Regions from separate parts of the Homo sapiens genome. Here region 2 is linked to region 1. A link is a contact called in ENCODE Hi-C or POLR2A ChIA-PET data. All regions are on one chromosome and are shown on one strand. Each heading gives the region's core, a stretch centred on a gene start or an enhancer-like site at or near the end of the contact. The rest is flanking DNA. Distances are from core to core; before and after follow the strand shown. Region 1 overlaps AKAP13 (A-kinase anchoring protein 13). Region 2 overlaps AKAP13 (A-kinase anchoring protein 13).

What was found. A loop is a pair of places that touch in the nucleus more often than their neighbours do. ChIA-PET counts read pairs that join two places held with the same protein, here RNA polymerase II (POLR2A). Pooled maps may share reads with other maps.
Region 2: a pooled map shows a loop between it and region 1 (2.2-fold over the local background). The contact joins two enhancer-like sites. A Hi-C loop is called at or near these places in 2 of 37 single-sample maps with no recorded cell type and 6 of 50 pooled maps. POLR2A ChIA-PET finds 5 or more read pairs at or near these places in 3 of 52 experiments (GM10248, GM12878 and OCI-LY7).

What each region holds. Positions count from the first base shown.
Region 1 is chr15:85,440,048-85,445,659 of GRCh38, reverse strand. The region is part of intron 1 of AKAP13 (A-kinase anchoring protein 13); the gene reads right to left. Among named protein-coding and RNA genes, the nearest start is that of AKAP13, 62 kb to the right of the region's middle. RefSeq lists an enhancer at 4,717-4,906. Within about 2 kb of position 2,484, at least 8 of the 41 ENCODE cell types and tissues checked have a DNase peak (open chromatin) inside an H3K27ac peak, as active enhancers do; they include GM12878 and OCI-LY7, where a contact is called at or near this core.
Region 2 is chr15:85,689,587-85,695,198 of GRCh38, reverse strand. AKAP13 (A-kinase anchoring protein 13) reads right to left here. Exons shown (of 37, transcript NM_007200.5): 17 at 1,748-1,922. Among named protein-coding and RNA genes, the nearest start is that of LINC02883, 66 kb to the left of the region's middle. RefSeq lists enhancers at 1,930-1,979, 2,420-2,469, 3,410-3,499, 3,650-3,699. Within about 2 kb of position 3,503, at least 13 of the 41 ENCODE cell types and tissues checked have a DNase peak (open chromatin) inside an H3K27ac peak, as active enhancers do; they include GM12878 and OCI-LY7, where a contact is called at or near this core.

The DNA.
Region 1 (5,612 bases), core at 1,235-3,734:
CTCCAAGTTTGTAAGTAAGTACTATAATAAAGGTAAGTCACAGTGCTATGAAAGTCCAAAGGAAGATGTAATTAAATGACTGCTCATAAGAGCACGCTGTCATATAAACTACTTCCATAATATGACAAGTGGGTAGAAAAATACAATTAAATAACATTTCAGGAAACAAAACATCCTAAATAACTAAATTTCCTGCCTAAATTATTTATGCATCAATGATTACAAAAAATCCTAAGATGTATGGGTTTTCTTTCCTGTCTCAAGAATTAGAACATATCAGTCAGTTTTCTCTGGGCTACCAGTGATACCATCAAAGCCTGTAACTCCCACTGTGAGCTCTCGAAATGCAAATTCAGAGATGAAGCCCCTTTCAGTGGTAAGGTGCCAAGTTGCTGACCATTTTCTTTGGTATTGTAGGGGCCTCAAAACAATGCCCACAAACTGTACTAACTGAATGTTCACAAGAGTTATCCAGCATCTTTTAAACACAGATAAGGACATTCATTCCAAAGAACTGTTTTGATCATAGGTTTTTTTGATCAGATAGTTTCCCAGTACTTATCAGAGATCAGAGGATAAGGGCTTTTTGACTGAATAAGCATATGGAAGGTGAGGGAAAAGAAGGGAACAGTTCATTTAAAGTATTATATACTTTAAGAGAATACAGTAAATGGAAAAGCAACATGCATGACCCCTTTGCAACTTCTTTCCGCCTTAATTCCCTCAGCTAAAAAACAGATTTCAAAACAGCTATGATGATTGTACCATATGAAGAGTTAACTCCTTTTGTGGTAACAGAATACCCAAAGGCAAAGGGGCTAGGAGAGAAAGCCTCCAGGAAGTAAGAGGTCCAAAAAGGAAAGCTTAAGGACACAAAGAACAAAATTAATTCACCAGGAAGGGCTGCTAGAGTCCTGGTGTTGACTTCACTAAATTTTAACTAAATTACAATCCCCTTCCCACAAAAGCCTCTGTGGCCATGTCTTCTGAAAAAGATTAAGACTGATTCTGTAGTCCATCTTAGACATTCTAAAAAGATTACATTGAGTTTTTTGGCATTTCACTTACAGATTTTCTTCCCAATTTTTCTAACATGTGAAAAGGGAAAAGACATCTGTGCAAAGATTTTACTCTAAACAACTGCTTGCTCCCATGTAGATTCGTTCTGCAACCAAGTCAAAGGTTCACTGGCACTAGAATAAGAGATGTGAAAACATTTTACTTTTTATTGCCTTTAGGATTTCATTTCCACACCTCCTCAACTACCTTTTATTGCTCATCCTAGTTCACTAGTCCAAATGTACTAAGGTGAAATCTGGAAGGGGCCACCTTTCATTGTTTTCTATTTTGTCTGTCTGAATAAGCCTGAGGTAGCAGCAACGTGCTCCACTCTAGCCTGAGTTCTAAATGTTGAACCCAAGCATAACACCTGTCAGGAATAAATATAATTCATATAACAAGTAGCTGGCTCGAGTGGAAAGCCCTAAATCACTAAATAAAATAATTTAGCAATTAATAGAGTGGATTAATATAAAGAAGTCTGCTTCAAACTGTCCAAATATCCCACCTCCCTTTGTACTCATTATAGCCCCAAGCCTTAGCCCGAATCACTAGGATAAAAATTCCTGCCAGCAGATGTCAATCAGGGGAAAGGCCCTGAATTCCTGTACAAACATATCAACCACCTTTCTGTTTTCAAAAAGGTTACTATGGCAACAAAATAAACAACAGATTAGAATAAGCTATGCCATTTGATGAAGTGAGCACATCAATGGCAAGTTCTGGCAGTCAAGTAGCCTTGACAGTCATAAATACCTCCTAAATGAAGAAGGAAAAATCAGGCTCCAGAATCACAAATACCCTACACACACACACACACACACACACTTTTTTTTTTTTACATGAAACCAGTGCTTTTTACCCACTGACACAAATGCAAATACAGTCATGTACCACAAAATGACTTTCCAGTCAACCACGAACCGCATATAAGACAGCAGTCGGTCACATAAGATTATAATGCTGTATTTATACTGTACCTTTTCTATGTTTAGATATAGATACTTACCATTGTGTTACAACTGCAAATACTCTGTGCCCATATCGCCAGAAATTTATTTCATGGTTCTACTAACAAAAACAAATAATAATAATAAGGAATGCTGATACACCACAGAAGGATCCTTGCTGAGTAGGTAGTTCATTTTACAGATGAAGAAAGTGAGTGGACTTGCCTGGGAATCCACAGCTAGTAATTAGTTAATACTTAAGAAAGTAAAATTGATGATGAAATCAATCCAATTCAAGAAATGTTCCCTATTAAAACTCTAAGCTCTCTCACTTTATCTTTTTATTCAGCTAATAAACACCAAAGCTAAAACAGGGCCTCAGAGTTGAAAGCACAATACAGAAAGGAGAAGAGAAACAAGTCTTAATTTGAGTAGGACATAAGGGGATCTTGGGACTTCTAAATCTGATAGAAAATAAAAGGAAGACCACAGAAGCCAGAAAACTGTGTTGGGGGGTGGGGGGAGAACTATCTTTCTTAAACCATGAAATAAGACACAGGTTAACAATTTTAACTGAATGATACTTAAGTTTTCCCCAACTTTTCAAACCTACCACATACTAGCTGAGTGACACTGGGCAAATTATTTAACCCAAGCCTAAAAAAAGCAGGGAGTTAGGGAGGATGAAGAGAGGAAACAAATTTTTCATGCTATTTTAATGTAATTTTAATGCTTCACAGAGCTTTCTGGGATACAAGGCCTAGCTCACAATAGATGCTCATCAAATGTGAGTTCCCATCCTTTTCCCTTCTCAAGAGAAATATTTTTTAAAAGGCCTGAATCCTTCAGTAGATCCAAAAATTATTCCAAGAAACTAAGTGGTCCAGAGTCCCTATTTCAATTGCACAAAATTAAAAGTGTTGCTGAGCCAAAATCAGGATGGCAATGATAGGGGAAGAAAGTTTTTTCTTCATACTTGTGGTAATTTCCAAACGTTTCTGTAATAAACATGTTTTAGTTTTATAGTTAGAAACAACTATTTGGAAAAAGAAAATAAAATGTTTTAAGAAGAGTTTCATCATTCTCATGCTAGAAATAAATATATATATAATATATATTATATATAATATAATATATATTATATATAATATAATATATATTATATATATTATATAATATATATTATGTATATTATATATGTATATTTTATATTATATATATATATATTTTTTTTTTTTTTTGAGACAGAATCTTGCTCTATCACCCAGGCTGGAGTGCAGTGGCACGATCTCGGCTCACTGCAACCTCCGCCTCCTGGGTTCAAGCAATTCTCCTGCCTCAGCCTCCTGAGTAGCTGGGATTACAGGCACCTGCCACCATGCCCAGCTAATTTTTGTATTTTTAGTAGAGACGGGGTTTCACCATGCTGGCCAGGCTGGTCTCGAACTCCTGACCTCGTGATCCGCCCACCTCAGCCTCCCAAAGCGCTGGGATTACAGGCATGAGCCACCGCGCCCAGCCTAAAAATATTTTTAACAAATGTTCTGTCCAATAGCTTGTACTATCCTAGGCTTACCCAGCCCTAACTGTGCAAAATAAGATTTCATAATCATCCCTAGGGAGAGGATAACAGAGTCACCTTCTTAACTAAAGCCAAATTGACCAGAACTCTATTCGTTGTTCCCAAAGACTGTGAATATCTTCTTAAAGGGCAGAATAAAGCAAAGTGAACTATGATAGAAAAGCTCCCTACAATAAGGCCAAGACCCAAGACAAACTCCTTTCCTCCCTCTTCTCCCAATTCAGTCAGAAAATGAAGGCGTGTGTTCACAGCATATGTAAGACTATTTACTGCAGTAATACAGTTTAACAGAAAAAAAAAACTTTTAAGAGACTTGTCAATAAATGGCACCAGAACAAGCAAATATCCACATGCAAAAAATGAACTTATACCCTAGCTTACACCATACACAAAAATAAACCCAAATATGGATCACAGATACAAACTTACAAAATAAACTATGAAATATCTACAAGAAAACATAAGAGAAAATCTTTGTGATCTTGGCTAAGGCAAAGATCCCTTAGATATATGACAACAAATGTATGATCCATAAAAGAAAACATGATACACTAGATTTCATCAAAATTAAAAACTTTTCCTCTTCAAAAGACACCATCAAGAAAATTAAAAGACAAGACTCTACGTCAGAGACTAGGAAAAAATATTTACCAATTATATAAACTAATAAAGGGCCTATATCCAGGATATATAAAGAACTCTTATAACTCAATACAAAAACAGTAAATTTTTTTAATAGGCAAAAGGTTTGAACAGACACTTGACCAAAGAAAATAAACAAATGGCAAATATGAACAGTAAAAAAAAGCTTAACATTATTGGTCATTATCAATACACACCCACCAGAACGGCCATTAAAAAAAAGATTAAAAATACCAAGTATTGGCAAAATGTGTGGAAAACTGAAGCCCTCATATATTGCTGGAGGAACTGTAAAATGTATAGCCACTTTGGAAAACAGTGTTACCCAGCAATTCCACTCCTAGGTATCTACATATGTGAAAACATAATTACAAAAAAGACCTCAAGTGAACAGAAATGTGTAAACCTTCGAATGACACCAATGACATCAGTTTGTTTTGTTTTGTTTTTTTAGAGTTTCTCTTGCTTTCAAACCGTGGGCTCTTATAACTGCTATATCAGTCCCTACAGTGAAATCTACTTGCACTATTTAAGCCACTGCAGAATTTTTTTAAAAATTTCCACCACACTAAGCCATTCCCAAAATTAATCCTTGGCTTCTAAATGGTCATCATTACCTTGGTAGAGGTGAGAAAAAAGAGGCAGAAGTAAACTTCTTCAAACTGCATATATGACAAGAGTAACTGGATGGCTCTGAGAAAGCAGCTTTCATAGCAAAAAGGAAAGTGTGTAAGAGAACTTGATGCAACGCCCTGTTGACAACTTTGTCACTGTTTAGATACTCCCCTCCCTTTTAGGTACCTGAATGACCTCAGGTGAAAACTGATTTTGAAAAGAGTCATCTATGCAAATCCTAGACAGAACATTTTTTACTGATGAATATAGAAAGAAGAAAGCTCCTTTATCTATTTGACAAGCTCTTTTTCATCGGCCTGTTTAAGATTTTGCATCAGCTCTTCAGTATCAAAGTCAAGATCCTCCCAGATAAAATCCATGAATTTACAATACAGTCAGTAAGTTACAATAACAGCAGCATTTCAGAACACATGAATAAATTCCAGGAAAAGGGAAATTTAAATTAAGAAAAAGTTTTCATCTATAAAACAGAAATATGCCTGACAGAAACAGAGCTATAAAGTTGTGTGAACAAGTCTATAACAAGTAAGCTAGCTGAGGACCTGCTAGTCATGGTCAAAAGAAAAGGCAAAGGGAGGAGATGACCATTGTGTGTGCTTAGAGGAAGGGAAGGGCAGAGACATTCTGACTGGTTCTTCTATATGAACAAACTGGTTCAGCTAAAGTAATTGCTAAATACATAAAGGGTGGGCACAGAACACTGCCAACACTGAAAGCTTTGTTAGGTGTTCTTTTTCCTTTAC
Region 2 (5,612 bases), core at 2,254-4,753, 250 kb before region 1:
TTCTGACTTCAGGTGATCCGCTCACCTCGGCCTCCCAAAGTGCTATGATTATAGTCGTGAGCCACCACGCCTGGCCCAAATACACTTTTAAACATTTCAAATTTCTACCAGGCACAGTGGTGCATGCCTAATACCAGCTACTCAGGAGGCTGGCTGAGCCAGAAGATCACTTGATGTCAGGAGGTCAAGACTTAGCCTGGGCAACTAGTGAGACCCTGTCTCAAAAAAAAAAAGAAAAAAAATCAGATTTCAGTAAGTTAACTATTTTTAGTAAGAAATTACTTGGGATATCCAACATAAATGACTGAAAACAAGATTTCAGGACATCATGGTCTGAGAGTTGCTCCTTGACATCTGAATTCGTCACTATAACATCTGAATTGGTTATAGATATAGTATCATGTTAATTACCTCAGCCTTCCGGGTGACTGGACTGGCCCTGGACTGGCTGGAACTCCAGACTGTCACCTCTGACCAGAAGCAGCCTCCTTGATTTACCCTGGTATGCTCTACAAATACTACTTTTGATCTGTGCACTGACAAAATTTTGAGATGCACTGCCTTACAGCAAAAACGTGCAAATTATGGTCTGTGGGCTAAATGTGGCTTGAAGCCTATTTTTGTATAGCCCATGAGCTAAGAATAATTTTTACATTTTAAATAGTTTTTAAAAATCAAAAAACTATTACATAACAAAAATTTTATGAAATTCAAATTTCAGTATCCATAAGTGAAGTTTTATTGGAATCACACTCATTGGTTTATGTATTGCTTACGGCTGCTTTTGCACTGCAACTGCAGAGTTCAAGAATTGTGACAGAGACCATGTGGGTCACGATGCCTAAGATACTTTTTATCTGGTCTTGTACAGAAAAAGTTAAGCAACTCCTGCCTGAGAGTGTCTTATCAAAACCAGGAACAATGCTCAGTTAGCAGACTTGGCTTTCAGCAGGTCAGCACAGAATGTCCCTGAGCACGGAGGTGCTCTCCCTTGGCCGTCACTATGGCTTAATGTTGGTAATGGCTGAAGCATATACCAAAGTAATAGAATAAAAATGAGCACATATGATCTAACAGAAGACCACTGAGTAGCTTTAGGGTTTGGGGTTATGGATAATTTTGATGCTGACACAGACTTTTAAAACGTGCAGTGGTTTAGAGATCATAGAACAGAGTGCAGATGCTCCTCATCCTTTCAATGAGGCTACATCCACATAAACCCATGGTAAATTGAAAATACTATTAAGTCAAAAATGCATTTAAATACACCTAACCTTCTGGACATCATAGTTTAGCCTGGCCTATCTTAAACATGCTCAAAACACTTACATTAGACTATAGTTGGCCAAAATTATCTAGCACAAAGCCAGTTTTATGATAAAGTGTTGACTATCTCATGTAATTTATTGAATACTGCACTAAATGTGAAAAACGAAATGAGTGTACCAGCACTCAAAGTACAGTTTCTACTGAACGTGTATTGCTTTTGAACCACTGTAAAGTTAAAAAGCTAGGCTGAACCATCTTAACTTGACTGTATTTGAAATTGGGGCTGTCTGAAAAAAATATAGGCTGTATGTTATACATCTAGAATTTCTTTCTTTTATCATGTCTAAAGAAAGATATAAAAAGGGTTACTTCTCCACATAAATGAGGAACAGATAATGAGTGGGGACAGGAAACAAGAAATGAGCTTTCTTGAGCCAAGAGAGTTCCATCTTACGAGAGGAAGAAGCATGTCTCTTACTTGCACAAGTATAGGCATCTTTGTTGGTGAAGGGCTTCATACACTGGCTACAGCTGATGGGACCCACAACAGGAATGGAACTGAAAGTGTGCCCGTTGACAGTCTTCTTATCTTTCTCCTTGTCTTTAGAATCTTTCTCCTTCTCCTTAATCTTATCTTTTTCTTTTTCCTTTTCCTGCCGAAGAAAAGAAAATAATCCACAGTTAATTGAACACTGGAGGGCTTTCTCCTTACCTGGGCACCCAGATGGCATGTGGTTAACAACAGCTGGTGACTATTTTGGAAAGGAGTGAGAAACAAAGTTCTGGGCAAAGTGTTTTGTTTTGTTTTTTTAAATTAAGGCGTTGGCACGCAAGCTACATTAGAAAATTCACACGAAAACTGGGCAGGCGGAACAGTTCTGGCAGTGGCTTATTCATTGGTTACTTCTACCAACAGACACAATACCCAAGGACCAGCACTGCAAGGAGGCTTCTGACACCTCAGTACAGCCCTTCCTCAGCAAGCTACAGCACAGTCCACACAGGAAGAGAGTCATGGGTTTAGGGCCAGCTTTAGGCAGAGGGCAGAAAAAAGGGTGGCAGCAATTCTGGGATCAGCCTGAGGGAAAAAAAGATGCCTGGGTGGCATGAAAAATTACCGAGGCTCCTCTCTTTCTCACATCAATTGCATATCCCTAAGTGACGGAGTATGTATAAAGTCTCCTCCTTTACTCTAGTTAGAAATATTAAATATGCCCCACATATACATTTTCAGTTTCTGCTAATTAGAATTTTAAGGTTTGTAAATATTAACTTTGCCCTAATTTTCAAACCGGCAAGAGGAGACTGATAAGAAGGGGAGGCTGGAAAACCGTACAGTGGTTAAGAATACGGACGATGGTACCAGACCTCGGTTCAGATTCAGGTACTACTACCACTACTACCACTACTGCCACCACCACCACCACCACCATCACCACCACCACCACTACTACTACTCAGTAATAGCGTGACCCTAGGTAAATTATTTCTCTGAGCCTTAGTTTTCTCATTTGTCAAATGGGAGTAATCACAAAAGTACCCATCTCATATGTTTTTTAAAACATATGACAATTAGGTGAGATAATACATTTCTAAAGCATTTTGCACAGTGCCTGGCACACAGTGAATACACAATAATGCTTAGCAATATTATTAATTACTCATAATTTACTGGAAATGAGTTTCATTAGCTCATTATTCTCCTAAGCCAACACAGAAAGGTATTGCTTGCAGTAAGGGAAAGGAAGTTTTGATGTGAGCAGGGAAGATAGAAGAAATTGGGGAGTGGCTAAAGGACAACGGTGCAGGGCAGGGAGGATAGGAGAATGCACGGATGACAGGAAGGAGCCTTGTTAATAATTTTTCTCAAAAACCACCTTTGTTGTTCCTCAAGCTAGATACCAACAGGGTCACTTCCTTTAAAAAAATGGGGTTCCAGGGAAAGGAAGTCCCAAGGCTTAGTAGCTCACTCCTCTACCCTGAGTACCTAGGGGTGCAGGAAGGCAGGAAAAGCAGGCAGTGTCCCTAGGTTGGAAAGATAAGCTTCCTACGCCGTGCTCTCTGACCTCTTTTGTGAAGCTCCTTTCTTTCCTGTGGTCTTCCCTCACTTGTCAGAGTGGCAACAGAAACTGATACTCATCTTGTGCTTCCTGTGTGCCCAGCCACTGCCCAGGTGCTTCTACTTACTGAGCAGGCCAAAACCGGGCTAGGTACAAAGCACAGGGGACACCAGCAAATGAGACATGAGACTGGGTGAACAGTGGGGGCACTGGGCTGAGAGTCAGGAGCTCTAAGTGCCAGATTAAGTTGGCCATGTCACCTTAAGAATACTGCAGGAATGTCAGAAATGTTCTAGAGACAGACTGAAAGCAGAGGACTCATATGACATCAAGCCTCAATCTAAGAGAGGCTGTTGTCAAAGCTTACACAGTCATGAAGAGGAACGGAAAGGAATTCAAACACTGAAAACTTGAAGAACTACTGATGAGTGGTGGGTCCTTAATGAAATATCTAAAGCAGTCAGGGACATTTCAGGTGGACACCATCCTTAGGAGGCCAGGACCATGGGGATATAACCATGCTCTCCATAAAAGGTCCTTTAGAAGCACTGTTTGGCAGAGTACTTGGCTGGCTTATCAGTATCAATGAAATAATTTCCTTTCAAACCAACTGGACTACAAAGACCTACCATTCACAAGGTAAGAGGTTTTACCTATTGTCAATACCATTGTTATGTCCTAAAAAAATTCCAGGAAAATGGGTGTCCCAAGTCAGTGATCATGACAACTACTAAATGCCTTAACATTTTGAATCAATGTCTTCTACATACATCATTTCGTCTGACTCAATAACTCTGAAGTGGGCAGGGTGAGCATTATGCTTCCCATTTTACAACGTAGAGGATAAAGATAATAAATAACAGCTAAAAATCTGAACAGTTACTACGTGCTAAGCACTGTAGTAAGCAATTTACATGTATTTTCTCACAACAACCCAATGATAATACTAGGTATTATCTCCATTTTACATCTGAAGAGATTGAAGCTTAGAGATGTTTAATAATGCATTTGAGGCCACACGCCAATAACTGCTCAAGCTGAAATTAAGATTCAGATCTGGCTGACTGTAAAGCTCAGCTCTCATACACTGCACTATGCTGCCAGGGACTGGAGAGGTTGGTTGACTTGCAAAAGGTCACACAACAGATGATCAGCACAGTCAAAATGGGAACCCAGGTCTTCTGACTTTCTGTTCAGAACCCAACCACTGTAATGAAATGGTAAATAATTGCTAGATCTATGATTCATGTGAAGTCTTTTGTTAATCAAATACATATAATGAACATCTAAGAGCCAAATTACTACACTTTTGAACTATAAAAAATAATGAGAGAGGAAGGGAGAAAAACTCCTTCACTTTACAAAACAGGAAGCTGTTCTGAGTGAAAATTGGTAATCACTAAAGTACATAAAACTTTAGTAATAATCAACAACTAAATTTGGGTTTTTTCAAATAATTTCTTTCTTTTAACTAAATTTTGCTAAAGGTTTTTCCATGCATAAAATGTTAAATGGAAAAGCATCTGATTTTTTTGCTCAGGAAAGTTAAATTATACTTCAATCGTTTAAAAAATCTTTTTATGGCAACCAGCTTATCCTCTCAAGCCTTGCAATGCTCTTCAAACCTGAATAAATAAGAAATAGCTTCCCTTTGCAACAATCCAAATTAGTTCTTCCCAGGATGGAAACAAAACAAAACAACCAACTCCACTGGCTCTTTCTGTGTTTACTAGAATTTAGTGCTTTAAAGAAGTCAGGCTCTTACCTCCCCATGCTTTGGTCCTATGAATCTCACTGTTATGTGGGGTACTTCATGAAACCGAGCCCATTTTATCGACATGATTCGACCCCCATGCCAGGAAGCGTGCTCTCACAGAAGCGGGGGCGCATGCCGTCAGGGCAGAGCTCAGCAGCTTTGAGCTGCCATTAGTGAAATCGTAAGAGGAAGCCAGAGACTGGCTGAGAAAGGGAAGGAGGGAGGGCTGAGGCTGCTTGTTTCCTTAAGACAGTCTTAACTGTTTGAATGCTGCTGCTAAAGCCAACAACCCTTGTTACAAAGGATACAGGAAATGAAACGAGACCTCACTCCCCCCAAAAACAGTGTGTGTGGACAGTGCTTAAGCAGCAATATAAGAACTCTAGCAAGGTTTGAGGCCAAGTTTTTACACGGGAAGTTAAGGAACACATCTTACCTATTTTAAAATAGACTCCTCATTTTGTAAAATGCAGTGAGTTTCATAAGAAAACTTTTCAGTGAAGTTGCCTGGTGTAAAGTGGTGACTA